2 separate regions of the Homo sapiens genome follow, and region 2 is linked to region 1. The links are chromatin loops, found by intact Hi-C in ENCODE. Cell type or tissue: PC-9. All regions are shown on one strand. Each heading gives the region's core, and the rest is flanking DNA. Links, peaks and the distances in the headings are about the cores only.

What was found. A loop is a pair of places that touch in the nucleus more often than their neighbours do. Peaks named below come from ENCODE experiments on the same cell type or tissue, not always from the same donor. Only the 100,000 strongest peaks of a DNase experiment are listed, where the experiment ranks them.
Region 2: it touches region 1 in a loop (4-fold over the local background); 2 of 110 quality-filtered maps call a loop at or near these places.

The regions. Positions count from the first base shown.
Region 1 is chr11:47,852,664-47,868,771 of GRCh38, reverse strand. No RefSeq gene overlaps it. Among named protein-coding and RNA genes, the nearest start is that of NUP160, 12 kb to the right of the region's middle. RefSeq lists enhancers at 5,543-5,592, 6,978-7,047. In PC-9, for the core only: no CTCF peak of the experiment used is centred there; a DNase peak (open chromatin) is centred at 8,031.
Region 2 is chr11:48,047,765-48,063,872 of GRCh38, reverse strand. All of the region lies in intron 1 of PTPRJ (protein tyrosine phosphatase receptor type J), which reads right to left. Among named protein-coding and RNA genes, the nearest start is that of MIR3161, 41 kb to the left of the region's middle. RefSeq lists enhancers at 2,222-2,516, 7,047-7,548, 12,005-12,504, 12,505-13,006 and a silencer at 11,242-11,536. In PC-9, for the core only: no CTCF peak of the experiment used is centred there; DNase peaks (open chromatin) are centred at 7,892, 8,402, 8,692 and 11,412; H3K4me3 peaks cover 3,831 bases; H3K27ac peaks cover 7,136 bases.

The DNA of each region.
Region 1 (16,108 bases), core at 4,750-12,749:
TAAACATATCAGTTGCATAGGTGTAGCACAATTCTTCTAGAGCTATAATCTTTCCCATGAGTCCTCCCAAAGGAATTTCCCTAATACCTTTTTTTCTCTTTTTTTTTTGAGACGGAGTTTCCCTCTTGTTGCCCAGGCTGGAGTGCATAGGCGTGATCTCAACTCACCGCAACCTCTGCCTGCCAGGTTCAAGCGATTCTCCTGCCTCAGCCTCCTGAGTAGCTGGGATTATAGGTATGTGCCACCACACCCAGCTAATTTTGTATTTTTATAGAGATGGGGTTTCTCCATGTTGGTCAGGCTGGTCTCAAACTCCCGACCTCAGGTGATCCACCTGCCTCGGCCTCCCAAAATACTGTGATTACAGGCTTTAGCCACTGCACCCCAGCTTTTTTTTTTTTTTTTTTTTTTTTTTTTTTTTTGAGAAAGGGTCTGGCTCTATCATCCAGGCTGGAGTGCAGTGACTCAATCTCGGCTCATTGCAACCTCTGCCTCCTGGGCTTCCATCCTCCCACCTCAGCCTCCCAAGTAGCTGGGACTACAGGACCACCACACCTGGCTAATTTTTCTATCTTTTGTAGAGAACGGGGTCTTGCCATGTTGTCCAGGCTGATCTCAAAGGGATTATAGTCATGAGCCATGGTGCCCGGTCAATAACATCTTTCTCAAAGCACAGTGATGAATTTCATGGACCTTCCTTATAATACCAAGGCACAAGTTAGCAGAAGCATTTCTGCCAGAGGCTGGAAAAAGTGACTAATCTCCTCTGACACTACCAGGGAATAAAGGATGAATAGAATGATTTCCGAGGAAATGCTATGGGGGCCTTAGAGAAGAGGAATGAGAAAAGTGTGTGGTGACAGCTATCCAAACTTTTGAGGTCCTATAAAATGCCAAACACCATTCAGGATTTGATCAAATCTATTATTTGAAGCTATGGTGACCAAAGAACCTATCTGTTTAACTCAATTATCTGAATTCCCCAGCCATTCCCTAACCCTTGTCCTTGTTTGACCTTTTTGTCCCCACAAAGAAGAATGGGGGCTGGGTGCAGTGGCTCACACCTGTAATCCCAGCACTTTGGGAGGCCGAGGCAGGTGAATCACTTGAGCTCAGGGGTTCGAGACCAGCCTGGGCAACATGGCGAAACCCCATCTCTACAAAAAATATGAAAATTAGCCAGGTGTGGTGGTGCATGCCTGTAGCCCCAGCTACTCAGGAGACTGAGGTAGAAGGATGGCTTGAGCCTGAGAGGCATAGGTTGCAGTGAGCTGAGATTGCACCACCACACTTCAGCCTGGGCAACAGAGCAAGACCCTGCCTCAAAAAAAAAAAAAAGAGGGCAGGGCACGGTGGCTCATGCTGTAATCCCCCCAATACTTTGAGAGGTCAAGGTGGGCGGATCACAAGATCAAGAGATCAAGACCATCCTGGCCAACATGGCGAAACCCCATCTCTACTAACAATACAAAAATTAGCTGGGCATGGTGGCATATGCCTGTAGTCCCAGCTATTCAGGAGGCTGAGGCAGGAGAATCACTTGAAGCTGGGAGGTGGAGGTTGCATTGAGCCGAGATTGCACCACTGCACTCCAGCCTGGCAACAGAGCGAGACTCCGTCTCAAAAAAAAGAAGAAGAATTTGGAAGGAGGAAGACAGTCTTGGGAAAGGCTGAGAGACAGTCCCAGGAGGGCATGTAAAAGAGGGTTGAATAGGATGTGAACGAGCACTCAAAGAAGGCCTCATTTAAATGGAGCCAGATGAACTTCTGTAGGTTCTTTGACCCCATACTGACTTTAGCTTTTTTTTTTTTTTTTTTTGACGCAGTCTTGCTCTATAGCCCAGGTTGAAGTGGCACAATCTCGGCTCACTGCAACCTCTGCCTCCCAGGTTCAGGCGATTCTCCTGCCTCAAGCTCCCAAGTAGCTAGGATTACAGTTGCACGCCACCACATTCAGCTAATTTCTGTATTTGTAGTAGAGACGGGGTTTCACCATGCTGGCCAGGCTGGTCTTGAACTCATGGCCTCAAGTGGAATATTCTGTGAGTTTTGACATGTATCTACCATCATAGCATCATACAGAGTAGTTTCACTCTAAAAAATTCTGTGTTCTGTTTCACTCTCGAAAATTCTCTCTCCAACCTACCCCTGCGTGCTTTTAGCTTTTAAGAAAATTCTGGGCTGAGCGCAGTGGCTCACGCCTGTAATCCAAGCACTTTGGGAGGCCGAGGTGGGTTGATCACGAGGTCAGGAGATCAAGACCATCCTGACCAACATGGTGAAACCCTGTCTCTACTAAAATACAAAAAATTAGCCAAGCCTGGTGGCACACGCCTATAGTCCCAGCTACTCGAGAGGCTGAGGCAGGGAAATCCCTTGAACCCGGGAGGCAGAGGTTGCAGTGAGCCGAGATCGCACCACTGCACTCCAGCCTGGGCAACAAGAGCGAGACTCCATCTCAAAAAAAAAAAAAAGGAAAAAGAAAATTCCGGCCAGGCACGGTGTCTCATGCCTGTAATCCCAGCACTTTGGGAGGCTGAGACAGGTGGATCACCTGAGGTCAGGAGTTCGAGAGCAGTCTGACAAACATGGAGAAACCCTGTCTCTACTAAAAATACAAAATTAGCCAGGGGTGGTGGTGCATGCCTGTAATCCTAGCTACTAGGGAGGCTGAGGTGGGAGAATCGCTTGAACCCGGGAGGCGGAGGTTGCAGTGAGCTGAGATCACGCCACTGCACTCCAGCCTGGGCAACAAGAATGAAACTCTGTCTCAAAAAAAAAAAGAAAATTCTGTTGAGTCAGTTCTACATACAAGGACATTGCCTGGCAAGGATGGCAGTATTGGACATTAGATTTCCTTTCTTCACTACCAAGTTTTGCATAGTATCTCTTTGATTAAAATCTAATTTAGCTTCTTCCTATCAGGGCCCATCAGTTTAAATCTCATGATATAACCCAGGAGATGGATAAATTGTCTCCAACTAGAGAAAAAAAATTCAGCTTAGCTGAATAACTAAATTTACATAAATAAAACTCAGCTATTGTGGACATTATTTAATTGATGTTAATTTGAAGTTATACAGTGTTTTCTTTTTCTTTTCCTTTTTTTCTTCTTTTTTGAGGCAGAGTCTCACTGTTGTTGCCCAGACTGGAGTGCAGTGGCGTGATCTCAGCTCACTGCAACCTCCGCCTCCCAGGTTCAAGTGATTCTCCTGCCTCAGCCTTCTGAGTAGCTGAGATTACAGGCGCCCACCACCACACCCAGCTAATTTTTGTATTTTTAATAGAGATGGGGTTTCACCATGTTGGCCAGGTTGGTCTCAAACTCCTGACCTCGGGTGATCCGCCTGCCTTGGCATCCCAAAGTGCTGGGGTTACAAGCATGATCCATCACGACTGGCCTACAGTGTTTTCATTCTGAAGCTCAAAAAAATCAGCATGTAATCAGCACATGAATTTTCATAATTGTCCTGTTAAGTGCACAAAGGGAGATCCAAATGAATCCAAGAAAACAGGGCTCACATGTTTCTACACATTAGAAGGGAATGGAGAAGGGAACAGGGTAAGGACGAGAATGAAAGCTAAAAAATGTCGGCAAATGTTAATAATGAAAACTTTAAACCCTGAAAAAGGAAGGATAATAATAGCTTTCTCTGAGTCAGCTTTCAATCTGCACAGAATATCATCGCTAACAGGGATCTAAACTTACCAAAAAAAAAAAAAAAAGGCGGAGGGGAAGAGAAAGAATTTTTTTCTAACTTCCCTTTTGTAGATTAATTACCAATTTATTCACCAGTTGGTGATTTGGCATCATTTCGAGTCAAAACAAATGCTTTTGTGTAGACTAAAGTTCACTGGTAAATTTAAACTAAAAATAAGATTTTCAAAAGTATTTTTAAACCGAATTTAGAAATTTAAAACATTTTTAAGACTTTCAAAAACTGTATGTTACTAAAAGTAACATTGACCCTTGATATTTATCTGAGGAATTCTCTGGAGGAAAAAAAGGATTTCATCCTGGAGATAAATTGGGCCAACTCATCTGTAGTCTTTGGTTTAATTAGCTAAACTCTTCCAGATGGAGAACATTTGAAGCAAAGGAATATTTCTGAGCCCCCTGGAAGTGTTAATAAACACAATAATATGTTACATGTAAAAGAAAATGTGCCCTTTATCTTTGAGGAAGTGTTTGGTAGCATTATAATTTTCAGTTTGACTATTGAAGAAAAAAGCTCTCATTTTATTCAACATTCAACAAACAAATACTGAGTGCTTGCTTTTCGCCAGTGCTAAACACCAAGACAGGACAGGACCCCTGCCTTTATGGAATCTCACAATTCCACCAGAATTTGCACTCCCACCAGAATTTGCCTGGCACATAGTAGCAGCTGGGTAAGTATTTGTCGAATACGTGAGTGAATGATACAGACACTTGAATAAGGAATTGTATTCGTAAAGATTTGAACAAATTACTATGGTCAGAGGGAAGCATGGGGGCCTCAAGCTGTCAGAGAAGGCTTTGCAAAGGAGTTTGTCAGATAGGAGCAGGAAAGACTTGCAGACACAGAAAATGGCACTTGCAAAGTCAGGGAGAGAAGAAACAGTAACATATATTTAGGCAACAGCTAGTAATTTGTGTGGTTGGAGAGTAATGTGTATAAGGAATGTGCCCAGAAGGTAGTAAGACCACAAAGATGGGTTGGGGCTTATTTGAGGAGGACCCTGAAAACCTGCTAAGGTTAGACTTGACCCTTTAGTATGTGTTGGTGTTTTAGAAAGATAACTCGAGACATAGTATTAGAGGATACACAGAAGGAGAGAAGGAAGGAAAAGATACCAAGGGTTAAGTGCCATGTTTGTGCCCATCCCTAGGCTAGATCCTCTATGTATTTATATTAAACTCATTTAATCCTTGCAATACTCCCATTGGTTACCTAATATTGTCCTTATTTTCAGCGGGAAACATTCAGAGAAATTATGCAATTTCCCCCAGACCATACAGTTAATAAAAGATGGGACTAGGATTTGAAACCAGGGTTCTAAAAAAATCTTGTTGGAGAATAAAAATACCAATGGACTCATACAAATTAGTATTAGGGAAAATAAACAGTAGAAGACTGGAGAAAGTGAATATTAAGAAAGACACACATGTAAGACGCAAGGGGAAAAAAGCATGACTATACAAAAGGATATTTACAGTAAGGAGATACAACACAGGAAGTGGAAAGATAATCACAGAAAAACCACAACATGTGTTTTTAAAATGCAAAGCCCCTGGGAAGAGAAAGCAAATGATACAATAATGCCATTCACTCTGGCATCCTGTGCATTTGGTTTTGCTCTTTACTCTTTTTTTTTAACTTTAAACAATTTGTTATGAGAGTAACAAAGATACGGCTTATGATCTTGTAACTCTAATGCTCTAAATCAGAAACAGATGGTGCCTAGTGTACCCTGTTTCCTAGAAACTGCAGAACTTTGAGGACAACACCCTCTCTGCACTGCACCACTGATTTCAGTTCCTTCACAGATACTAATACATGGCTAAATAACGTGGTTGCTGAGTATTGTATTGGAATATCTGTTTTCCTTGCTCGGGAATCTTTTTGAAGTTTAAAACTTTTCTCCATTTTTATTCCTTTTTCTGATTCAAAAAGTAATTCCTTTTTATTGTGACAATTTTTAAAAATATGGAACAAAGAAAAAAATAAAAATCCCCATTCCCTTCCCACCCAGCAATAACCAACGACCACTGTTAACATGTTGACAACATTCTTCTAGTTATTTTTCTGCACACACAAACACACTTCATAGAAAACTGAATGTATAGAAATTGTTTTCTAATTGTTTTGTTCACTGAGCAATAAATACTTTACATTTTTTCACATCATCAAATGTTTATGATAATTGCCAGTATTCCATCATATTGGAGAAGTTAATTTATTTATCTTCCCACTTTTTCATTCAACAAATTCTTTTATTTTTTTTTGAGACGAGTCTCGCTCTGTGGCCCATGCTGGAGTGTAGTGGCATGATCTCGACTCACTGCAACTTCTGCCTCCTAGGTTCAAGCGATTCTCCTGCCTCAGCCTCCCAAGTAGCTGGGATTACAGGCATGCACCACCACGCCCAGCTAATTTTTGTACTTTTAGTAGAGACGGGGTTTCACCATGTTGGCCAACTGGTCTCAAACTCTTAACCTCAGGTGATCCACCCGCCTCGGCCTCTTAAAGTGCTGGGATTACAGGCGTGAGCCACCATGCCTGACCCTCTTTCAACAAATTCTAATTAACACCTACTATTTGTCAGAAATGTGCTCAGCACTGGATACACAGTGGTGAGCAAAGCAGGCAAAGATCTTGCCCCCATGGAGTTTAAAGTCCTCTATTGACCTATAGTTTGCTTGAGAACTTTTTTTATTTTAAAAAAATAGCACAGTGAGGCTGGGCGCCGTGGCTCAAACCTGTAATCCCAGCACTTTGGGAGGCCGAGGCAGGCGGATCACAAGGTCAGGAGTTCGAGACCAGCCTGGCCAACATGGTGAAACCCTGTCTCTACTAAAAATACAAAAATTAGCCAGGTGTGGTGGCACACACCTTTAATCCCAGCTACTCAGGACGTTGAGGCAGAAGAATCGCTGGAACCCAGGAGGCAGAGGTTGCAGTGAGCTGAGATCGCACCACTGCACTCCAGCCTGGGTGACAGACTGAGTGAGACTCCGCCTCAAAAAAAAAAAAGCTCAGTGAAATCTGGCAAACACTACCTCAGCTAAGTGACTAAGCTTAACATAATCAGCGAAAAGTCACGCAGACAGCATGTACCCCTGCTGCTGTGCTGGGACAAGAATGGCACTTTACCTCTGTGGTCTTCCTCTCATAACCCTAATCTAATCATGATTTTTTAAGAGAAAAATCAGACAAAAGACATTCTACAAAATACTTGTTCAGTACTTCTCAAAACTGTCAAGGGGAATTCCTGACTAGCTTGGGCAACATAGAGAGATTCCATCTCTACAAAACATTTAAAAATTAGCCAGGCATGGTGGCATGTGCCTGTAGTCCCAGCTACCCAGGAGGCTGAGGCGGGAGGATCACTTGAGCCTGGGAGATTGAGGCTGCAGTGAGCTATGATCATGCCACTGCACTCCAGTCTGAGCGACAGAATGAGACCTTGTCTCTTAAAATTGGGGGAAAAAAAGTATGGATTTTAGTTAATAATACTGTATCAATATTGGTTTATTAGTTTGGGCATGGTGGCTCATGCCTGTAATCCCAGCACCTTGGGAAGCTGAGGTGGGCAGATCACTTGAGGTCAAGAATTCAAGACCAGCCTGGCCAAAATGGTGAAACCCCATCTCTACTAAAAATACAAAAACTAGCCAGGCATGGTGGCAGGCATCTGTAATCCCAGCTATTCTGGAGACTGAGGCAGGAGAATTGCTTGAATCAGGGAGGTGGAGATTGCACTGAGCCGAGATCAGGCCACTGCACTCCAGCCTGGGTGACAGAGCGAGACTCTGTCTCAAAAATATATATATATATGTATTGGTTCATTAGTTGTGACCAATGTTTCATACTGTTACAGATAGGAAAGGGGTCCCGATCCAGACCCCAAGAGAGGGTTCTTGGATCTCACACAAGAAAGACTTCAGGGTGAGTCCGCAGTGCAAAGCAAAAACAAGTGTATTAGGAAAGTAAAGTGGTGAAAGGACAGCTACTCCATAGACAGAGTAGGATGTTCCCAAAAGTAAGAGGAGGAACGCATCCACCCTAGGTACAAAGCTTGTATATATGGGGAGATGTGCTCTGCTACAAGGGTTTGTGATAAAGGATTAAGTTTTTTTAATTACTATATTTTTCAAAAATCAATATTATTATCTTTAAAGCAAAATTAGGAATGCCTTTGTTCTCCAGATATCGGGATATCTGGACACTCCCAAGTCTGGGTCTGTTCAGTAAGCATTATTAATTTGTCCCCTTAGCCGTAAACATCTAGAGGTTAGGAATGCCTAACTTTCTGAGAATGTAGCTCAGCAAGTCCTGGCCTCATTTTTCCAGCCCTCACTCAAAATGGAGTCGCTCTGTTTCGAACGCCTCTGACAATACTAACATAAACTGTTAACAATAGGGGAGCTGGGGAGAGAGAATAGATGGAGTATACGGGAAATCTCTGTACTACCTTTACAATTTCTTTGTAAATCTAAACCTATTCTAAAATTAAATGTTTATTTTGGGAAAAAAAGCAAACACTGTGACAGTCATCCTTGTTTTTTGTTTGTTTTTGAGTCTCGCTCTGTTGCCCAGGCTGGAGTGTAGTGGCGCGATTTCAGCTCATTGCAACCTCCGCCTCCCAGGTTTAAGCGATTCTCCTGCCTCAGCCTCCTGAGCAGCTGGGATCACAGGCACGTGCCACCACACCCGGCTAATTTTTTTGTATTTTTAGTAGAGACAGGGTTTCACCATGTTGGCCAGCCTAGTCTCGAACTCCTGACCTCAGGTGATCCACCCGCCTTGGCCTCCCAAAGTGCTGGGATTATAGGCATGAGCCACCACGCCCGTCAATCCTTGTATCTTGAAGCATATCTGTGATTGTTTCCTTAGGATAAAACTCTGAGTGAAATTGCTGAGTCAACTGTACTGTACACATATTTTTATCCACTAGAGATTGTTCTTTTGAAATGTTATAGATGTTTTTCTGACTTTTTAAAGATGTTTATACCTATACCTTTATCTTAGCATTTTCCTAGTTGTGAACCAGGAAACCTAAGAGATCATGAAGCCCAGAGGCCTCATTTTACAGATGAGGAAACTGAGGCCCAGAGAAATGAAGTGACTTGCCAAGGCCAAGTGGTTAGTTAACAGTGGGAACTGGAACCCCTATTTGTGTCAACAGCAATCCCTACTGAACTGTCCCGGGGTTTGGCCAAATGAAGTAAAATTTTCTGGCTCATGGTGGAATCAGTGATCAACAGCCAGACCTGCATCTTTCTATTTCCTGTAGGTAAATACAAGGGTTTGCTTCCTTTGTTTTGGATATGGTTGCTAGGAGCTAAAAGCATTTTAAAATGTTTAAAGAATGGATTCAGACACAACTAATAGAATTGCCTGACTAAATGCCTGGGCAAATCACTTTTTCTTTTTGAGGTACTCCTTTCTTTTTTTTTTTTTTTTTTGAGACAGAGTCTCACTCTGTCGCCCAGGCTGGAGTGCAGTGGCATGATCTCAGCTCATTGCAACCTCCGCCTCCCGGGTTCAAGCAATTCTCCTGACTCAGCTTACTAAGTAGCTGGGATTACAGGCACACACCACTACACCTGGCTAATTTTTGTATTTTTAGTAGAGACTGGGTTTCACCATGTTGGTCAGGCTGGTCTTGAACTCCTGACCTCATGATCCACCCGCCTTGGCCTCCCAAAGTGCTGGGATTACAAGGGTGAGCCCCCGCACCTGGCCTTTTTTTTTTTTTTTTTTTTTTGAGTCAGAGTCTTGCTTTGTCACCCAGGCTGGAGTGCAGTGGCATGATCTTGGCTCACTGTAACCTCCATCTCCCAGATTCAAGAGATTCTCCTGCCTCAGCCTCCCAAGTAGCTGGGATTACAGGTGCCTGCCATCACACCCGGCTATTTTTTGTATTTTTAGTAGAGACGGGGTTTCACCATTTTGGCCAGGCTGGTCTCAAACTCCTGACCTCAAATGATCCACCCACCTCAGCCTCCCAAAGTGCTGGGATTACGGTGAGCTACTGCTTTCTAATCAGAAAATTCAGAATTCCAATGCCTCCTTTTAGTCTTCTGACAGGCACCTAGGAAAAATCAAGTAGTTAGTGCAGATAGATCTGAGGAAACCTTAGAAATATCATTTAAGGAGGCCGGGCACGGTGGCTCATGCCTGTAATCCCAGCATTTGGGGAGCCCAAGGTCGGGGGGATCACCTGAGGTCAGGAGTTGGAGACTAGCCTGGCCAACATGGTGAAACCCTGCCTCTACTAAAAACACAAAAATTAGCCAGGCATGGTGGTGGACGCCTGTAATCCCAGCTACTCGGGAGGCTGAGGCAGGAGAATCGCTTGAACCTGGGAGGCAGAGGTTGCAGTGAGCTGAGATCATGCCACTGCACTCCAGCCTAGGTGACAGAGCAAGACTCTGTCTCAAAAAAAAGAAAAGAAATATCATTTAAGGAAAAGGCATTTGAATGAGAACAAAGGGCACATTTTCTGTTAAGTGGTCTGTGGTATCCCAAGAAAGTTCATTTCCTTGCCCCTGTGGTCTTTAGACAAGGAAAATCCCAGACTTGGCATTAGTAAGGAAGAAGAGGGCGATGGAAAGGAAAGGAGAGAATTGTTAGACTTCTTGGCTGGAATTCAGAAACAAATAGTTCCAGAGCCTGGCATTGTCGAGGCCAGCGTCAGGACCAGCCCAAGGAGGCAGACAAGGAATATTACCGTTACTGACTTGGCTCCACATACCGTTACTCAAGAGAAACTGGTGCGTAAGCAAGATCCTGGAGGATGCGAGAGAAATATAAACAATCACTGGGTGTGGACCTGTGGCTGCCCATAGAGGCTTTGCCAGCTCTGAAATTGTAGTCACACATTTTGACTAATTTAATTGCCAGAAATTCTTGCAAGATTTGGGCAGTGACAAATGCAAGCCAAAACAAGACTAAAGTCTGGGGGTTTGGAAAAGCATTGGCCTCTGACCTCAAACTGGAGCCTCTCATCAAAGTTCTAACCCCTATTCGGGTCACTGAGCATCCTTGCTCTGAGACGTGGAAGTGACTTATTTTATTTGCCTATAAACATCTTTCGGCACCTGCACCAAATTGAAACTTGGCAGGCAAAATGAGGAAGGAGTGATACTTCTAAAAACTCATCCTATTTTTATGATTTGAAGCTTTTTATTCTTTGTAGGGGTAGCACAGGAGAAGGATATTAAAAAAAAAAACTCTCAGGAGCAGATGAAAAGAGAAAAGAATGAAACAGACTGCAAAAATCTCTCAACTGATATTTATTGCCATCATTATTTTGCAGAGAAAGACATAAAGACGTGAGCACATTGATTGGCATTGCCCATGATCATGCAGCAACAAAGGAAGTGATAGCCCTGAGGTTTTAAGACAGAACCGAATGAGAAGGGAGGGTTTGAAGTGGGTGCAACTTCAAGATGGTCTAGATATAGGTGAGAATCTCTACTCAAATATCTGAATTTCTAGCCTCTTAATTGTATTGTACACTTTTATATTAAAAAGCACTTCTGAGGCCAGGCACAGTGGCTCACACCTGTAATGCCAGCACTTTGGGAGGCCGAGGCAGGCAGATCACTTGAGGTCAGGAGTTCAAGACCAGCCTGACCAACATGGTAAAACTCTGTCTTTACTAAAAATACAAAACAATGAGCCAGCCGTGGTGGTGCGAGCCTGTAATCCCAGCTACTTGGGAGGCTGAGGCAGGAGAATCACTTGAACCTGGGAGGCAGAGGTTGCAGCGAGCCTTGATCATGCCACTGCACTCCACCCTGGGTAACAGAGTAAGACCCTGTCTAAAAAAAAAAGCACTTTTGGACTCTATACATGCAAATAACCCTTTTTACTGGATCAACTTTTGATCTTGATTTTTTTTTTTTTTAAACAGGGTCTCTGTTGCCCAGTAATGTGATCTCAGCTAGCTCACTGCAGCCTCAACCTCCCTGGGCTCAGGTCATCCTCCCTCCCACCTCAGCCTCCAGAGTAGCTGATACTACAGGCATGTACCACCACACCTGGCTAATTTTTGTACTTTATGTAGAGATGGGGTTTCGCCATGTTGCCCAGGCTTGTCTCAAACTCCTGTGCCCGCCTCGAGTTCGAGACCAGCCTGGCTAACATGGCGAGACCATGCTTGGCCCACCTTGTTTTTTAAGACTAATATTGGCCAGGCGCGGTGGCTCACGCCTGTAATCCCAGCATTTTGGGAGGCCAAGGCAGGTGGATCACCTGAGGTCAGGAGTTCAAGACCAGCCTCGCCAACATGGTGAAACCCTGTCTCTACTAAAAATACAAAAATTCGCTGGGCGTGGTGGTGAGCACCTGTAATCCTAGCTACTCGGGAGGCTGAGGCAGGACAATGCTTGAACCCAAAAGACAGAGGCTGCAGTGAGTGGAGATGGTGCCACTTCACTCCAGCCTGGGCAACAGAGTGAGACTCTATCTTAAAAAAGAAAAAAAAAAGACTAATATTAAACATATTTTACTGAGATGAACTTAACTGCCCCTACTGAGGCTACCTGCACATCTGGTTCTTTGTTGATGCCTCCAATTCCACCACTAGAGTTTAATCCCTTTGAATGAGATGGTAAGTGGAGTATATAGATAACGTGCCAATTCCAGTCAGCTGATAGCTCTCTGAATCACTCTGTTGAAAATGATACCGAGGCAGTAGAAAAGGACTCCCACAACTGATTAGCAAGAGAGGGAGGAGGGGCAATGCCCTACCAGTTAAGGTAGTGTATGTTGCCATGACTTACCTCTGGGAAAGGCAATTTATGAAGTTTTTATAGTCATCAGCACCTCAGTGTGAATTACTATAATGTCAACTCATTTCCAGTTATACCAGAGCTAGTTTTAATAGGTAAGGCATTCATATTTTCAGAAGTAAAACTCAGAACATATGGTTCAAGCGAGGATTTTTTTTTTTTTTTTTGAGATGGAGTCTTGCTTTGTCGCCCAGGCTGGAGTGCAGTGGTGCCACCTTGGCTCATTATGGCACCACTGCAACCTCCACCACCCAGGTTCAAGCAATTCTCCTGCCTCAGCCTCCCTAGTAGCTGGGATTACAGGTGCATGCCATCATGCCTGGCTAATTTTTTTTATATTTTTAGTAGACGTGGGGTTTCACCATGTTGGCTAGGCTGGTCTTGAACTCCTGACCTCAAGTGATCTGTCGCCTCAGCCTCCCAAACTGCTGGGATTACAGGCGTGAGCCACCTCGCCCACCTTAGCAAGAGTTTGTTTTGATTTTGTGAATTAAATTACATGTAAGCTCCTACAAAGATACAGAAGTAACATTTAACTAATCATATAATGAATCATAATTGAAATTTACAGAAAATTGGCTGGGCACAGTGGCTTACGCCTGTAATCCCAGCACTTTGGGAGGCCAAGGTGGGGGATCACTTGAGGCCGGGAGTTCGAGACCAGCCTGGCCAACATGGCGAAACCCTATCTCTACTAAAAATACAAAAATGTTGTTAGAGGTACACGCCTGAAATCCCAGCTACTAGGAGGATGAGGCATGAGAATTGCTTGAACCTGGGAGGTGGAGGTTGCAATGAACCAAGATTGCACCTTATACTCCAGCCTGTGTGACAGAGTAAGACTCTGTCTCAAAAAATTTAAAAAAAAATTTTTAAAAGGCCAGGCATGGTCGCTCACACCTGTAATTCCAATACTTTGGGAGGCCGAGATGGGAGGATCACCTGAGGTCAGGAGTTTGAGACCAGCCTGGCCAACATGGTGAAACCCCGTCTCTACTAAAAATATAAAAATTAGCTGGGCGTGGTGGTGCACGCCTGTAGTCCCAGCTACTTGGGAGGCTGAAGCAGGAGAATCACTTGAACCTGGGAGGCGGAGGTTGCAGTGAGCAGAGATCAGGCCACTACACTCCAACCTGGGCGACAGAGTGACACCCTGTCTCAGAAAAAAAAAAAAAAAGTAAAAAAAGAGAAATTTATAGAAAATATTACCTGAAAGGTGAAAACAATCCAGGGTGTATAGTTCCCAAGGATAAGTCCAAAGCACAGGAGGGTCAAGTCTAGGTGGGAGCCCTGGGCTTTCAGGGCCCCTCAAAGGCCCTGGAGTCTAAAGTCATGGTGGTTTCCTAAGTGGGTAGAAAGAATACTGAAAACGGAATTGAGAAGTCACTGACATACTTCATTTATTCCACAATTCTGCTTTTTTTTTTAGAAACAGAGTCTCGTTCTGTCACCCAGGCTGGAGTGCAGCGGCACAGTCATAGCTCATTATAACCTTGAACTTCTGGGCTCAAGGGATCCTCCTGCCCCAGCCTCCCAAGTAGCTGAAACTACAGGTGTACACTACCATACTTGGATAATTTTTTTTTTTTTTGTAGAGATGGAGTCTCACTATGTTGCCCAGGGTGGTCTCAAACTCCTGGGCTCAACCAATCCTCCTGCTTCAGCCTCCCAAAATGCTGGGATTGTAGGTGTGAGCCACCATGCCCAGCTGATATTTTTAACCTATGGGCAAAATGAAAGTAAAGCCATGTTTTCCAAAATATATTCTCAAAGAACAATGGTCCAATGAGTTGCCCCTTGAAAAGAGTATTCTGTATGTCAAAGAGTCTGGAAAGCAGTATCATGCATAAGGCCTTCTTGGAACTTCACAAAGCTATTATATTAATGTCTTTGAAAAGTTCTTCAAGAAAGAAATATGTTTAACTTTATTTATCATCATTTCCCACACTTGTTTAAACCACCAAATTCTTCTTTCAAGGAGTAGCTATCAAGTTGGTTATGAAAATCTGCTTAAAGTTCAATTAACAGTATTGTTCAGCTGAGCGCAGTGGCTCACACCTGTAATCCCAGCACTTTGGGAGGCCAAAGTGGGTGGATCACGAGGTCAGGAGTTCAAGACCAGCCTGGCCAAGATGGTGAAACCCTGTTTCTACTAAAAATAAAACAATTAGCCGGGCGTGGTGTCGGGCACCTGTAATCCCAGGTACTCAGGAGGCTGAGGCAGGATAATCACTTGAACTCAGCAGGCAGAGATTGCAGTCAGCTGAGATCATGCCCCACTGCACTCTAGCCCGGGCAACAGAGCGAAACTCCGTCTCAAAAAAAAAAAAATAAAGAAAAAGTCCGGGCGTGGTGGCTCACGCCTTCGGGAATCCCAGCACTTTGGGAGGCCGAGGCGGGCGGATCACGAGGTCGGATGTTCAAGACCAGCCTCACCAACATGGTGAAACCCCATCTCTACTAAAAGTACAAAAATTAGCCAGGTGTGGTGGTGCGTGCCTGGAATCCCAGCTACTCAGGAGACTGAGGCAGGAGAATCGCTTGAACCTGGGAAGTAGAGGTTGCAGTGAGCAGAGATCGCGCCACTTCACTCCAGTGTGAGCAACAGAGCGAGACTCCATCTGAAAAAAAAAAAAAGTATTTAAATAAAACTTGCTGCACAATATTGGTAACATTCTGCATTTTGTTTCTAAACGAAGTCACTACCTAACCACTAGATGGCAATATGATTCAATTTATGTTATAACCATCCCCCAGAACATTAATAGTTCAAAGGGTATTTGAGTTTTCCAAAAATGCATATATGCACTTATTCATTCATTTAATTATTCCTCAAACATTTATTAGGTAACGTGAAGTTCCCGGAATTCTGATGGATGTTGGAGATAAGACAGTGATCTAAAGCTAAAAAGTGTTCACTGTCAAAAAATGTAATTCCTAGATTCCTATAAAACCGAAACATGCCTCATCAATTTAACATTTTTTTCTGAGAAAAAAATGAAAAAACATTACTACATTAAATATGTACATTGAGGCCGGGCGCGGTGGCTCATGCCTGTAATCCTAGCACTTTGGGAGGCTGAGACGGGTGGATCACTTGAGGTCAGGAGTTCGAGACCAGCCTGGCCAACATGGTAAAACCCCACCTCTACTTGAACCCAGGAGCTGGAGGTTGCAGTGAGCCAAGATTGAGCCACTGCACTCCAGCCTGGGCGACAGAGTGAGATTCTGTCTCAAAATTAATTAATTAATTAATTTAATTTAATAAAAATAAAAATAGCAATCATGTATTTAGCTCATTAATATGCAATTTGGACAGGGCTCAGTGGTCATGACTCATCTGTGCTCTACAAAATATCTGGGACCTGGGGACTTACCAGGCATCTCTCACTTCAAGTAGAATTAGAGTCTCTGTGTGTGGTCTCTCCCTGCAATCTGCCTAGGATGGCCCCGGCGTAGCCAAATTTCTTACATGGCAGCTTGCTTCCCCTATAGCCAGTCTTCAAAGAGAGATGTAGACTCTCTTAAGCTAGGCTGGCACAGCATCACTTTTGCTGTATTATATTCCTTATAGCAGTTACAGAACCCTCCAGATTTAAG
Region 2 (16,108 bases), core at 4,885-12,884, 190 kb before region 1:
AAAAACAGAAGCCTTTGGATAAAATAAACAGAAGGGCGAAAAAGTTCCCCTCACATAAACCAAGGGGAACCTCCTTCCCCAGATCAAGTTCTGACCTTTATGTGAACTCAAAATAACTAGCTCATGATTTCACAAAGCAAAAGGAATGGCAAGCATTTTGAATGATGCTAAAAATCTTAGTTCTTCTCTGGCTTTTTGTTAGGCAGCCAAGTGTATCAGTCAGAGCAAAAGTAGCCTAAAAATGTGCACTTCCCTCTCTGGGAAAGACTGGTGAGGCCATCACAAACGGCCACCCCCCAGCAGCCTGTTGGGACACTGCCCATATATGTGAAAACCAGAATTTTTAATGAGAACTGAGCAGGGAAGGCCAATTACCTTTCATTCATTCATTCATTCAACAAATATTTACTGACTACCTACTATGTGCCAGTCACTATTTTAGAGCAGTGCGAGAAAGAGACCAAAACCCTCCTTTTCAGGAGATAACCTCTCCAAAGTTAGGGGTTTTTTCTTTTGTTCTTGTTGTTCTTGTTGTTGTTGTTTTTGAGATGGAGTCTTGCTCTGTTGCCCAGCCTGGAGTGCATTGGTGCAATCTCAGCTCACTGCAACCTCCACCTCCCAAATTCAAGCGATTCTCCTGCCTCAGCCTCCCAAGTAGCTGGGATTACAGACGTGTGCCACCACGCCCAGCTAATTTTTATATTTTTAATAGAGACAAGGTTTCACCACATTGGCCAGGCTGGTCTCAAACTCCCGACCTCAGGTGATCCACCCACCTCGGCCTCCCAAAGTGCTGGGATTACAGGCATGAGCCACTGCATCCAGATCAAAGTTGGGTTTTGAAATATAGGCATCAGTTCTCTTTTTTAACAACTAAATGGACATCTAAGATATTCCCTGACACCCTCATTCATACAAATCTGCTCTTACCTTGCTCCTGCTTCTGCATAGCTAGTAGTCTGGAATGCATGACAACTCTACTGCCCCTGCCTCTATCCAGGCAGAGACAAAGATAACCTGCCCAGGAACAAATCTTAGCCCCAGGCTGATAAAGAATAGCTCTACCTAAGTATGCACCTGTTGGAAAAGTTGGCAGGGAGGGGATGATTAAATGGGAGAATATGAGAAAGTGCTTCAGAAACAAAGCTGTCCAAGGGCAAAGCAGTCTTCTTGTTCGATCTCTCTTCCTTGACGCTGCTCCAGCACCTTGTCCAACCTCGTAGGCAATTTTCTATCTCCACATTGACAAGGAGACAAACAGTTGCTCAATTACCTGCCAATGTTGTTGATAATGAGATAATGATCCTTTAACAATAACAACAAAAGAACAACAAGCACTGTTTTTTTTGGTTTTTTTTTTGAGATGGAGTCTCGCTCTGTCGCCCAGGCTGGAGTGCAGTGGCATGATCTCAGCTCACTGCAAGCTCCGCCTCCTGGGTTCACGCCATTCTCCTGCCTCAGCCTCCCAAGTAGCTGGTACTACAGGCGCCCGCCACTACGCCCAGCTAATTATTTGTATTTTTAGTAGAGACGGGGTTTCACCGTTTTAGCCAGGATGGTCTCGATCTCCTGACCTCATGATCCGCCCGCCTCGGCCTCCCAAAGTGCTGGGATTACAGGCATGAGCCACCGCGCCTGGCCTGCCAGGCACTTTTTTAAGAAACCTAGAAGTTTGGCCGGGCATGGTAGTTCATGCCTGTAGTCCCAGCACTTTGTGAGGCCGAGGCAGGCAGATCACTTGAGTCCAGGAGTTAGAAACCAGCCTGGGAAACATAGCAAAACCCACCAAAAAAAAAAAAAATTAGCCAGGCATGGTGGTGTATGTCTGTAGTCCTAGCTACTCAGGAGGCTGAGGTGGGGGGATCGTTTGAGCCCAAGGGCTGAGCCAAGATCACACCACTGCACTCCAGTCTGGGCAACAGGGTGAGATCCTGACTCAAAAGAAAAAAAAAAAAAAAAAAAACTATAAGTTGGTGCCATTATGATCCCAATTTTACAGAGATGAGAAGACCAAGATAAAGAAAGTTAAGGAACATGTCCAAAGTCACACAACATGGAGTTGTTGTGTGAACATAAAGCATTCGGCCCTTAGTAATAAGTAGGGGGGGTATTTTTCCCCAATAATAAGTCCTCCTGAAGCAGGCAGCCCACCCAGGACACTTGCAGCCTCTCAAGGCCCCTCTGGGGTGGGACTCGCACCTGTGTGAGAGGTACATAACAGAGAGGTGGTGAGAGCAAATGCTGGTGCCAGGATCCCAGCTCTGTACTTAGTGTGTGGCCTGAACAGGTCAGGTGCCTTTCCTCAGACTGTTTCCTCATCCACCGAACAGAGATCATGATAGTATCTCCCTTACAGGATTACTGTGCATGACACAGCACTGCCTGTGTTACTATCAGCAGCAGCAGAACCATTACTGCAGCACCTCTGAGCACAGCATCCACACCCCAGTCATGCCAGAGTCAATCCCCCATAGAGGGCTTTTCCAGGAGCCCCACCGGTGACAACAGCCTGCAATCATTTGCCAACACAGGGTCAGGTGGCCACTCCTATGTGTGCGTGAAACTGAGAAGCAGGCTTGTGTTAGAAAGGAGAAGAGGGCCAGGCACAGTGGCTCATGCCTGTAATCCCAGCATTTTGGGAGGCCGAGGTAGGCGGATCACCTGAGGTCAGGAGTTCGAGATCAGACTGGCCAACATAGTGAAATCCTGTCTCTACTAAAAATACAAAATTAGCCAGGTGTGGTGGTACATGCCTGTAATCCCAGCTACTTGGGAGGCTGAGGCAGAAGAATCGCTTGAACGATTGATAGCGCCATTGCACTCCAGCCTGGGCAACAAGAGCAAAACTCCGTCTCCAAAAAAAAGAAAGAAAGGAGAAGAAGAGATTGAGATTAAGAGGAAGCCAGTAGTGTCCGCCATGGTGGCAGAGCCAGGACTGGTCCCCAAGCAGCACACTGCACACAAGAGCAATTTGGGGGCAGCCTGAGCAGGTAGCAGCCTCTGCACCCTCAAAGGAACAAAGTCTCAGCCCCAGGAACAAATCTCAGCCCCTTCAGAGGCCCGCTAAGAAGCCACCTATCACACAGGACTTGAAAGCCATGCATTATTCTGAAAGAGTAGAGATGAGGAAGAAAAGCAGGCTAGAAGCTGGAGCTGGGGGATCCTGGCTGCTCAAAGGAAGCAGATCCCCTAATCAATCTCTACAATAACAAATTCGTTGAGGTGATGGTTCTAATAGAAACACTAAACAACCTAGAAGCTTCTTCCAAGCTTACTAAAATTAACAGGAGCCCCTAAAAGAATCTGCCATTACCTCACTGGCTTCCGACTTCTTCAATCAAACCTGCATCTTTCCAACTGTGCGTGTGGGTAGAGCAAATGCTTGTTTTTGGAACACACTGGTTTATTTTGTTGTTTGTGTGGCAACATGAGTTTGGATCTTTAGAAAAAAAAAACAGCTTCTGTTTCTATAAGTTATAGAAACGTGGCAGCTCAAGAGAGCTAGTCTTTGTTTACAGTACACCATCCACACTTTAATGGAAAAGAGAGTTTTCCTGGAGTTTGCTTCCTGGCTAAAAACAGGACATCTCGAAAACATTTTTCAAAAAATAAAATTGCATTCAAATATTATTTCGTCAATCTACCTCTTGAATTCTCAGTAACCATAGCCCCCAATCACTTTAAATTTTACTAATGGCAAAAATCTACTTTATAGACCTAGAGGGGAAAAAATAGGCATATCTTCACTTTCGAAAGTGTGATGTATTACAGTTAATCCGAACAGCAAGCTAATTGGGGGCCAATCACTCCGTTTACCAGGGGAGTTCACTTAACAAAACCTCCCTTCCACAGAGGCTTCCCAGAACCCCTTTTCCATAGAGCGCCCCATTCACCATGCTCAAAGTTCCCTTATAGCTTCAATCAAACAGGTTATGATGATTCCTTAATGCAATTCGGGTTTGAATCCGGCAGCAGCAGGTATGGTGGGTAAGAGCACAGATTCTTGAAGCCAAGACCCATGGCTCAGCTTCACCACCTGCTAGGTGTGACCTTGGGTCAATTACTTATCCTTTCTTTGCCTCACCTGTAAATCAGACTTGATAACTAACAGTAGCTACCTCATCAGGCGGCTGGGAGGAAGCATTTGGCACAGTACTTGTCCCAGAGTAAGACCTATGGAAGTGTGCACTACCTTGTCACCTAGGAGACCATAACCCTGTGAGGGCAGGAATGATGTGTCTTGCTCCTGCTCTATCCCAGGTGCACAGAGCACAACCTTCAGTATTTGTTACAGGACCATATTCTGTTCCTACTCTGTGCCAGACACTGTCTTAAGTGCTGAAGATGCATCAGTCAACTAACAGACCAGCATCCCCCTGTAGCCTCCATTCTAATTCAGGGAGGGGCAGTGTCATATATTAGAGCCAGAGCTATGGGTAAAAAGCAGAGCAGCCAGGCGCAGTGGCTCACGCCTGTAATCCCAGCACTTTGGGAGGCCAAGGCAGGTGGATCACCTGAGGTCAGGAGTTCCAGACCAGCCTGGCCAACATGATGAAACCCCACCTCTACTAAAAATACAAAAAATTAGCCGGATGTGGTGGCGGGCACCTGTGTTCTAGCTACTCGGGAGGCTGAGGCAGGAGAATTGCTTGAACCCGGGAGGCAGAGGTTGCAGTGAGCTGAGATCACGCCATTGCTCTACAGCCTGGGCAATGGACAGAGTGAGACTCTGCCTCAAAAAAAAAAAAAAAAAAAAAAAAAAGGCACAGCACAGTAGGGAGCGATCAGGAGTACTGATCGGGAGGAGCTATTATAAAACAGCTGATCAGGGCCGGCCTCTCTGTAGGGTGGAAGAAGTGGGGAGAGCCCCACGTTGTGCCTGGGAAGAAGGCCCATGCAAAGCCCAGAGGCAGGCATGAACGTGACGTGTTCTAGAAACTACCAGGGCCAGTGTGGCTCTGCAGAGGGGGCAGAGGAGGCACAAAATGAAGAGGCCAGGGAGCTGCCGGGGGCAGATCGTACAGGCCTTTGGGAGGATCTTGCCTTTTCCCCTCGGCGTGCCAGGGAATCACTGCGGGGCTTTGAGCAGAGGAGCAACATGATCTGACTTCAGTTTTTAAAAAAGATAATTCTGGTGGCCTCATAGAAATAGACTGAAGAGGGACAAGGGCAGAAGTGGGGAGACCAGGAAGAGAGCCCCGCACTAATCCAGGTGAGAGACGATGGTGGCTTGGACCAGAGCGGTGGCTGGGGAGAGGTGAGAAGTAGTAAGGTTCTGGGTTTGCTTTGAAGATTGAACCCACAGACTGGCAGATGGACTGAATATGAGGTTTGAGAGTCAGGAGTCAAGGAAGACCCAAGGCTGGGTAAAGTGGCTCACACCCGTAATCCTAGCACTTTAGCAGGCCAAGGCAGGAGGATCGCTTGAGGCCAGGAGTTCTCAAGACCAACCTGGGCAACATAGCGAGATCCCATCTCTACCAAAAAAAAAATTGTTTTAATTAGATGAGTGTGATGGTACACATCTGTAGTCCCAGCTATTCAGGAGGTGGAGGCAGGAGGATTGCTTGAGCCCAAGAGGTCAAGGTGCAGTGAGCTATGATCACACCACTGCACACCAGAGACCCTGTCTCTTTTGGTTTTGGTTTTGTTTTAAAAAAAGGCTGGGTGTGGTAGCTCATGCCTGTAATCCTAGCACTTTGGGAGTCAGAGGCAGGTGGGTCACTTGAGGCCAGTAGTTGAAGACCAGCCTGGTCAACATGGTGAAAGCCTATCTCTACTAAAAATACAAAAATTAGCCAGGCATGGTGGCACATGCCTGTAATCCCAGCTACTCGGGAGGCTGAGGCAGGAGAATCACTTGAACCCGGGAGGCGGAGGCTGCAGCGAGCCGAGATCGTGCCATTGCACTCCAGCCTGGGTGACAGAGCAAGACTTGGTCTCAAAAGAAAAAAAAAAAAAGGCAGGAAGACCCAAAAGTTTTGGGTGTGATCACCTAAAAGGATGAAGCAGTCATGAACTGTGGTGAAGAAAACTGGCTAGAACCATTGGCAGAAGTAGTTTCTTGTTTTGTGGGTGTTTTGCTGGGGTGTTGGGGAGCTTTCTTTAATAGTCATTGTGATCAATATGCTTCTTCCCTACGTCTGGCTTCCAAAAGGAAAGTTTTTTTTCCCTCAAAACTCCAGGCTCCCATCTGCCCCTCCACACAGTTCTCCCCCAGGGCTCAGGAGTGATTTCTCTCACTCAGGTGGTCTGTTCTTCCACCTAGAAGTATTATGGGGGCTACCGCTGCCACCACCTCCACCACCTGCCTCGACCCACGTGAGAAGGCCTCTGGGTACCCAAGGCTGCCCGTGACTGGCCTGGTACATCCACCTAATCTCAGCTTCATATCAGAAAGCTAATGCTGCCCCACAACTAAGCTGCATTCTCCAAGACTGTATCAGGAGTAAAGGTGATATTCTCATCTCCACCTTCTTTACACTGTGCCTCTCTTAAGTGGTTCCGAAATCTGAAAAACAGGTGTGCTGTTTAAACTCCAATCATAAGCACCTCAGGACATTTAAAAGAACAACTAACGTTTACCCAGAGCTTTTATTAGCCCACTGGAACTTCCTAATAACCTAACACAGTCAGTTAATTAGCAAATGATGCCTAAGCACCTATTATTAAGCACTCACAGCCGCGCACCACACCAGGCAATGGGGGGCGGTCTGTATCATTAGCACCATTTTACAGTTGGGAAGGCAATCAGAGTCAGTCACTCTGCGGTAGGCCACACCACCAGGACACGGCATGCAAGCGTGCCACCCAGGTCTTCTGACTCTAAAGTCCCTGCTCTTTTCATATTTATGAGCTGGGTTACCTTGGGCAAGTTACTTAACCTCTCTGTGCCTGAGTTTTGTTTTGTTTTGTTTTGAGACAGAGTTTCGCTCTTGTCGCCCAGAATGGAGTGCTATAGCACAATCTCGGCTCACTGCAACCTCCTCCTCCCGGAGTCAAGCGATTCTCCTGCCTCTGTCTCCTGAGTAGCTGGGATTATAGGCATGCACCACTACACCCAGCTAATTCTTTTGTATTTTAGTAGAGACGGGGTTTCACCATTTTGGCCAGGCTAGTCTCGAACTCCTGACCTCAGATGATCCGCCTACCTCGGCCTCCCAAAGTGCTGGGATTACGGGCATGAGCCACCACACCTGGCTGCCGAGTTTTAGCATCTGTAAAACAGAGATTAGAACAGCACCTACCTTATCGCTTTATTGTGAGGGTTAAATGAGCTAAGTGATGCAAAGTACTTGGAAGAATAGCTGAGGTAGTAAGCACTCAGTGAAACTGTCACCATCATCATTATTAGTGCCACGCCAAACTGCCGCTCTAATAGTTAAGATAATAGCTGCCATTACTAAACATTGTGACAAGAACTGTATACTAAATGCTTTACACGCAACAACTCACTGAAACCTTACAACAATCTGAGTTTTTGTACCTATTTTACACTCAGGAATCTGACGCTCAGAGAGTGAGGTCAAGTAAACTGGTGAGAGCTCACACAACTAAGAGGGATCAAAGTCAGGATCTGAACTAGGGTCTTATGGATTATCTGGCTGAAACGTATTTACTGCATCAAGTAAAGCAATTATGTGTGCGTCTAACTTCTATTCAGATGTTAAAAATGCATACAGAATCAAGGGCACCTCCTTGATAAACAAAGCTGCTTTTGAGGCACCTTCGCCCAAAAGTACAAAAGAGGAAAAAAGCTCCACAATGCGTGTTAACTTTATCCACAGTGTGTGATACTAATCATCCCAGACCACATCCTACACGCACCACAACCTGAAAACCCACTTCCTCCCCAGAACACACCCCAGGGAGCACAAAAGTCAACATTCAGCTCCGGCTTCTCTGAGAACACCTTGTATATTGACCTATGCATGCCAGCAAGTAACCGAGCTGGAAAAAACATTCTCCCAAAGCCTGGAAAGGGATCAGAGTGCTTTGGGTTGAAATGCATCGCGTTTTCAGCACTGCTTATTGCTCCCAGCACTCGCAGAGCTGAGCCAAGCAAGCTAGCAGCGTCCTGCTGGATCCTGAGGTCAGTGACCAGAACGAGAGACAGGCTAGCCCAGTGGCCTTTTCTGGACCCAACTTCAGGGATCTACCTTCCTCACCTGACCCTGAAGCCCCAGGGTGGAATGGGACCCTCGTGCCCCCAGGACTGCACAGGGATGTCTGTCAGTATGCCTTGGAAGCTAGCCTGCCTTAAAGTATGGAACCTAGAGACGCTTCTGAGAATGTGGAGTAGAGGGTGGCACTGCTCTTCACTTGTCAGTCATAAGACCAGCCCTCAAGGCCAGAACTTACCAGAAACATAGAGAGGATATGACTGTCACACTGGTGGAGGTGAGGAGGAAAGAGGCCAAGAATGAAAAGCAAAAGGTTGACTGGATGTTAACCTCAGAGATCTGGCGGGAGATTTGGGGCCTTTCAGACCCCAAGGATTACTGTTGCATCAAAAGTTCCCATGCTTGCAGGCATTCAGCCAGGCAAAAATGCAGCCTGCTGCCACCAAAAGAATCCATATTCCCTGAATGCATGGTGAGTCCTGGCCACTTTGGAGGGTCATCTTTTGAGGGCCTACCATGTGCCAGGCACCATGCTAGGGGCTTTATTTATTTTTTTTTTATTTAGAGATGGGATCTCACTGCATCACCCAAACTGGAGTGCAGTGGCGCAATCACAGCTCATTGCAGTCTCAACCTCCCTGGCTCAAGTAATCCTCTCACCTTAGCCACCCAAGTAGCTGGGATTACAAGCATGCACCACTATGCCTGGCTAATTTTTGCATGTTTTATAGAGACAGGGTTTCACCATGTTTGCCCAGGCTGGTCTTGAACTCCTAGACTCAAGCAATCTGCCTGCCTCAGGCTCCCAAAGTGCTGGGATTACAGGCGTGAGCCACCATGCCTGGCTGCCAGCGGCTTTATATACCCCCCTTCAGTTACTCCTTCCAAACACCCTGTGAGAATGGGGACTGGCCCTTTAAAAAAAAAAAAAAGAAAGAAAGGAAAAAAATGAGGAAATTAACACTCAGAGGAGTTAAATAACTTGTTCTCATATAAAACAGACTCCGTGGTAGGACAGAATTAAAACCTACTCTAACTTACAGCTCATGCTCAACTTTTTTTCATAAAAGGGAATCCCGGGGGCCACACTGTGAGAGGCCTGGCGTACATCAGGGACTACAAGTCCGTGGGCAAGACCACAGAGAGGGCAAACAAGCGGTGAAATGAAATGAGACAGGAATCAGAAGATGATGTGCTTCTAACTAGGTGGGCAAGTCACTTCACCTTTCCAAGTCTGTTTCCTCACCTGAGAGATGGAGCCAATCTAAGAAGATAACGCAGACAAACTACTTGGCACATAAGAGGAGCTAAGATGTCATTTCTCTCAATGTGACTTCTTACAAACATAGACAAGATGACCTCTCCTTCATAGAGTTTCTGTGAGAGCAGAGGGCCTGAAGGGCAGAAACTTCCTGGTAAACTCTAATTTGCTATATAAGAGGTTGCACAATGGGGCCCCCTGTCCAAGTCTAGCCCCAGACATGTTTTGTTTGGCCATATATATTTTGTGAACTAGGGCCGGGCGCCATGGCTCACGCCTGTAATCCCAGCACTTTGGGAGGCCAAGGCGGGCAAATCACCTGAGGTCAGGTGTTCAAGACCAGCCTGGCCAACATGGTGAAACCCCCATCTCAACTAAATATACAAAAATTAGCCAGGCGTGGTGGCAGGCACCTGTAATCCCAGCTACTCGGGAGGCTGAGCCAGGAGAACTACTTGAACCTAGAAGGCAGAGGCTGCAGTGAGCTGAGATCATGCCACTGCACTCCAGACTGGGCGACAAGAGTGAAACTTCGTCTCAAAAAAAAAAAAAAAAAAAGAACGAGGTGCCAGAATTTAAACAACAGAATATTTCTCATAAAAATATAATTTCCTGGCCAGGCACGGTGGCTCATGCCTGTAATCCCAGCCCTTTGGGAGGTCAAGGTGGGCGGATCATGAGGTCAGGAGTTCGACACCAGCCTGGCCAACATGGTGAAACCCTGCCTCTACTAAAAGTACAAAAATTATCCAGGCATGGTGGCACACACCTGTAATCCCAGCTGCTTGGGAGGCTGAGGCAGGAGAAGCGCTTGAACCTGGGAGGCAGAGGTTGCAATGAGCCAAGATCACACCACTGCACTCCAGCCTGGGCAACACAGCAAGACTGTCTCTCAAAAATATATATATATAGTTTTATATATATATAAATTATATATATAAAATATATAATATTATATTTGACCTCTCCTTCAGAGTTTCCGTGAAGTTATATATATATTTTATATATATTTTTTATATATTATATATAATATATAGTATATAATATATAATATATATTTTATACATATATATTTATATATATTATATATCATATATTTTTATATATATTTTATATATATTATATTTTTATATATTTATATATAATATATAATATATTAATATATAATATATATTATATATTTATATATTTTATATATTTTTATATATTTATATATTTATATAATATATTATATATATTATATAAATATATTATATATAATATATTTAATATATTATATATAATATATTTATATATTTTTATATATATTTATATATTTTTATATATATAATATATATTTATTTTTATATATTTATATATTTATATATAATATATTTTATATATATTATATAAATTTTTTATATTTCCTGCTTCTGTTGGAGGGGAAAAAAAAAAACAATATCTGGAAACACAGAGCCACATTCTCACATGACAGTAAGGGCTGGCGATGAGTGGTGGCCACCTTTCAGAGGACATGACCCCTCCAACTCCACACCAGGGTCCTCAGCATGCTTCCCTCATCTCTGTGGCTGCCAGGCCCCTAGCGGCTGGTGGCCCACGTACTGCATAGTGAGGTGGTGGAGAGGGCACAGCTGCTCAGCCATTACTAGTTTCTCCATTTCTGCCAAGTGTTTATTGCACTGTAAGATTTTTGGTACTACTTCCCTGTTACCCAGGGATGCATGAAGGACATGTATTAATGGCGGTAAGGTAGGGTCAGCCCTTTTGGGCAAATAAGCTTGACACTCCCCCAAGCTCTTCTCTGTACCCTGCGTTTATCTGTCCCATCCTTTGAGATCTGGTTTCCCACTGATTAAGTTGCTCCCCTTAAAAGTATCAATGAAGAAACACAAACCCATGAGATCTCTGGTCTCGCCTGGCTTCAGAGGCACCCCCAACCACCCAGAGAGCAAAAGCCTTTGTCAAGCAAGGTGGAAATGCCTGCCCTGCTTTCACAGCTCTGGCACTAACCCAAGGCTGGAATGTTGAGGGCCTGCATTCCAGGCTAAAGCAAGGAGCGGGTGAGGCCACCCCTGGGCTCCAGAGGATGTCCAGGATCTCCTGAAGTCCTGGCAAGGAAAAGATCTTGATTAACGAGGGAGAGGCAATGCCTGCTGCAAGGGAACCACACTTGCACATTTCAAGAGCCTGAAAAGCATCCATCTATGCTCCCAGCACAAACTCACAGTTGAATCATGCCTCTACTATGTTCACAGACCAAACATACACACTGAGCTGGATGTCACTGTAGACGGGCTAGCTCACATCTTTCCAAAAATTCTAAATTTAGCCCCATCCTGACGGGATCCAGGGGTAAACCTACAGGCAATTCTAGACACTAGAAAGAAAGTGCAGAAGAAGACAAAACTCTGCCCTCAAGAAGCTTAGACACTTCACCTTCATACTGGGTTAAGCACCATCGCCATCATCATCATCATCGATCTTTATTGTCACTATCATCACTGTTACCAAGGCACTAACGTTCACCAAGTGTTCACTGTGTCCCAGGTTGCATTTGATTCTCGTTACATTCAGATATGACTATCATCTGCCTATGCAACACGAGAAACCTGAGGCTTAGCAAAGTTAAAGTAATTTGCTCAAAGTCATAGAAGAAGCTAGAATTCAAACCCAGGAAGTCTGACTCCTGAACTCATGCTCAAAATGCCAGAGAAGTATCATTTTCTGATTTTCAGATGAGGGAGCTGAGCCCCAAAAAGTTTATGTAATTTGTTTAAAAACTAGGTAGAGGTCTCACTCCCAAGCCCACAGGGCTGATGTGAAGAGTAAAGGAAGCCAGTTATGCAATGCCCTGAGGTCAGTGGCTGGCTTATAGTAAGCAGTCAACTGCTCTTAGTTATCATTAACATAATGATTCTGATGTCCAGATGAGACCCACCCCACTGTGACCTGGAAAACCTCTCTGAACACCAGGAGTAGGTTTTTCCACATCACATTTAATCAGCACAATCAGCAAAAGAATCATTTTCCTATGCCATGGGTGGGGGGAAAAGCATGATCAAGTGACTTCCTCTAAATAAAAAACAGAAAACACGGCCAGGTGCAATGGCTCACGCCTGTAATGCCAGCACTTCGGCAGGCCGAGGTGAGCAGATCACTTGGGCCCAGGAGTTCGACACCAGCCTGAGCAGCATGGCAAAACCCTGACTTTACCAAAAATACAAAAATTAGCCAGGCGTGGTGGTGCGCACCTGTAATCCCAGCTACTCAGGAGGCAAGGCAGGAGAATCGCTTGAATCCGGGAGGCAGAGGTTGCAGTAAGCCAAGATCGCATCATTGCACTCCAGCCTGGGTGGCAGAGCGAGATTCCATCTCAAAAAAAAAAAAAAAAAAAAAAAAAAAAAGTCATCAGTTAACTGGCTATCACCTCTGAAAAGTACTATATTAGTCCTGACTGGAAGACAGAAATATTCACCAGACGCCTTGGCAAAACAGCTCTGTTAGGGTTACCAAAACTGGCAAGTGAGCTATTTCCTAGAAACCAGCCACTCCCATGAGATGTATAAAACATAAGACCACTAGGACACCCCCTAAAAGCTGCCTGCTACAGAAAGAGGCACAGTGCACCTCGGCTCAGACATGTGTTGCTGAAAAAGTATGCCTAAAGGGGTGTTGTAAATTGAACCCAATTCATGGCGTAACAGGAGGGAGCTGTGTTTTACAGAATCCATGCAACAGAGTTATCTAATTTTATCATCAGAAAAAAAAAATTCCCTAAATTTACTGTTCTATTTGAGGTTTTTTATAAATTGGATTTTCTAAGTACAAGACATCTCAGCAAACTGCATGCTCTAATGTTCAATGAACTCTCCAAATAAAGGCTCAGGGGCTTCAAATACAGCCTGGAATACAGCAGGCATTTGAGCACTGAGGAACAAATGTGTGAAGAAATGTGTGAACAGGAACTATACATATTGAATTGAGGAAATCACAGTTACATGTCATCATACCTTGTCCAAACCCACAGAATGTAGAATGCTATGCATGAATTCTAACAGAAACTATGGACTTTGTGTGATAGTGATATGTCAATGTACGTTCATTGATTGTTCCACTCTGGTGGGGGTGTTGCTAACGGGGGAGGCCGTGCATATGTGGGGGCCAGGGGTATATGGGATATCTCTGCACCTTCTGCTCAATTTTGCTGTGAACCTAGAACTACTCTAAAAATAAAATCTATTTTAATAAAGAAAGAAAATCACATTTGACAAAATGTGACAGGTTTACTAGTCATGTGTAAAAAAACAAACTCATACAGTCTGTGTGCATACACCACAAAACACGCATTCTCAAACCATCTGACTGAAGAGGCTACGAAACCTGAAAGGCAGGTTCATCCACAGCTTTACGGAAAGCACAGGAATGTTCCGCTGACTATATATTCTCCACGTGTCTGTCAGCAGACTCAAAAGAGGCCCTTCTAGTTTTCACCTGGTTCTTTTTAATAAAAAGTGCTTTTATCCACAAAACTTCAATAAATCTAAGACTATGATTTTTCCCCCAAGCTTCCATTGCAAAAAGAAAATATTTTAAGAGGGTTTCATATAGGAGGGCTACAAAAGGCCTGCAGTGTAATTTAATTTTCATGATGAAAGGTTACCCCACATTAAGCCCACTGTCAATCTGTCTGCCCACACAGAGGGCTGCAGTTAAAGCAGCAGGGTGCTCCAGGTTTTCTAAGATAGTACCAATTCTTTTTTTTTTTTTTTTTTTTGAGACAGAGTTTCACTATTGTCGCCCAGGCTGGAGTGCAATGGCGCGATCTCGGCTCACTGCAATCTCCACCTCCCAGGTTCAAGCGATTCTCCTGCCTCAGCCTCCCGAGTACATGGAATTACAAAAGTGCGCCACCACACCCGACTTGTTTTGTTTTGTTTTGTTTTGTTTTGTTTTGTTTTGTTTTGTTTTGTTTTAGTAGAGACGGGGTTTCACCGCATTGGCCAGGCTGGTCTCGAACTCCTGACCTCAGGTGATCTGCCCGTCTTGGCCTCCCAAAGTGCTGGGATTACAGGTGTGAGCCACCGTGCCCAGCCAACAGTACCAATTCTAAATGTTGTACCTTTCTCCATCTCCACGTACATCCTGGCTTAGGGTTTGAAATGGTTGCCATGACTCGGTGGTTCTCAATTAGGCAAGATTTTGTCCCCCAGGGGACATCTGGCAATGTCTGCAGACATTTTGGCTGTCACAACTGGGCAGAGTTGGGAGGGGGGTGCTACTGGCATCTAGTGGATAGAGGCCAAGTATGCTCCTAACATCCTGCAATGCACAGGACAGCGCTCACAACAAAGACTCATCAGACTCCAAACGTCAGTAGTGCCGAGGCTGAGAAACTGTACCAGAACCTGGAAGCTTACTAGTGGGAAAGCTAAGGGAGCTTTAGAACCACCCTGCTCCGGACTATAAGTGAAGGTTTATTCCAAGCAGCAACTGTGCTCTCTGGGTGCCACACAGCCCTCCAGCATTGGCTGTGTGAGCCTGGACAGTGACTGACTTTTATACAAGCCTTAGATAGGCGTCAGCTGTAAAATGAGGATAACAGAAATATCTGCCTTCCAAGACTGTGAAAGTGATGTGAGATTGTGTACATAAAGTGTTTATTTTTATGTTTATTTTTGTTTTTATTTTTATTCTTGAGATGGAGTCTCGCTCTGTCACCCAGGCTGGAGTGCAGTGGCACAATCTTGGCTCACTGCAGTCCCTGCCTCCCAGGTTCAGGAGATTCTCCTGCCTCAGCCTCCCTAGTAGCTGGGAATACAGGCACGCGCCATCACACCCGGTTAATTTTTGTATTTTTAGTAGAGACGGGGTTTCGCCGTGTTGGCCAGGCTGGTGTCGAACTCCTGGGCTCAAGTGATCTGCCCGCCTCAGCCTCCCAAAGTGCTGAGATTACAGGCCGGAGCCACTGCGCCCGGCCCATAATGTGTTTAGAGTGCTCCCGTGGCCAGCACACTACAAACACAAAATGCATGAAAAACAAACAGCCAACTGAAATGCCTTCTGCACTGCAGCAGTCATCATGGCCGTAAGCTGTGCAGCAGCAGGCCTGAAGAAGCATCCAGCAGAGAGAGGAGTCTTCCCAGCAGCGGGGCACTGCCACTTAGGAGGCAAGGAGAGCTGAGGCAGATCAGGTTCTGTGAGAAGGGGTATCAACAACTGAGCAGAGCTGCTTGGGATTACCTGTATGCCCAAAGATGTCCTGGATGAAGGCACTGACCTCCCAAGCAAAGGCAAGGGAAGGAGGGACCCAGGTACCAGAGACTCTCAGTGCAGCATTTGGTGGGAGGAAGGCAAACACTATCAAAGAAAAGGATTCGAAACAGCAGCAGACTAAACTGCAACCCCCTCCAACATATCCTTTTAATAACATGGACAACGACAACTGAAAAATGCATGTTCAGGGGCCTCAAACAGGCCCCCAAAACGCCCCCAAAAGCCGTTAATGACCAGAACCAAATAAAGTTACTAATAACCAAACTGGGAAGTACACAGCCCCCACAAAAGCCCCCACAAGACGTGAAGGCTGCATGTGCAGTGGAACTTCTGTTTCCAAACAGAACCACCCGGCATCTGCCCCAGGCCACGTCAGCCCCACCCCACCCCCAATCCCATGCCATACTCATGCTCACAAGTCACCAGTGGCTCAACTTGGAATTTCCAGACT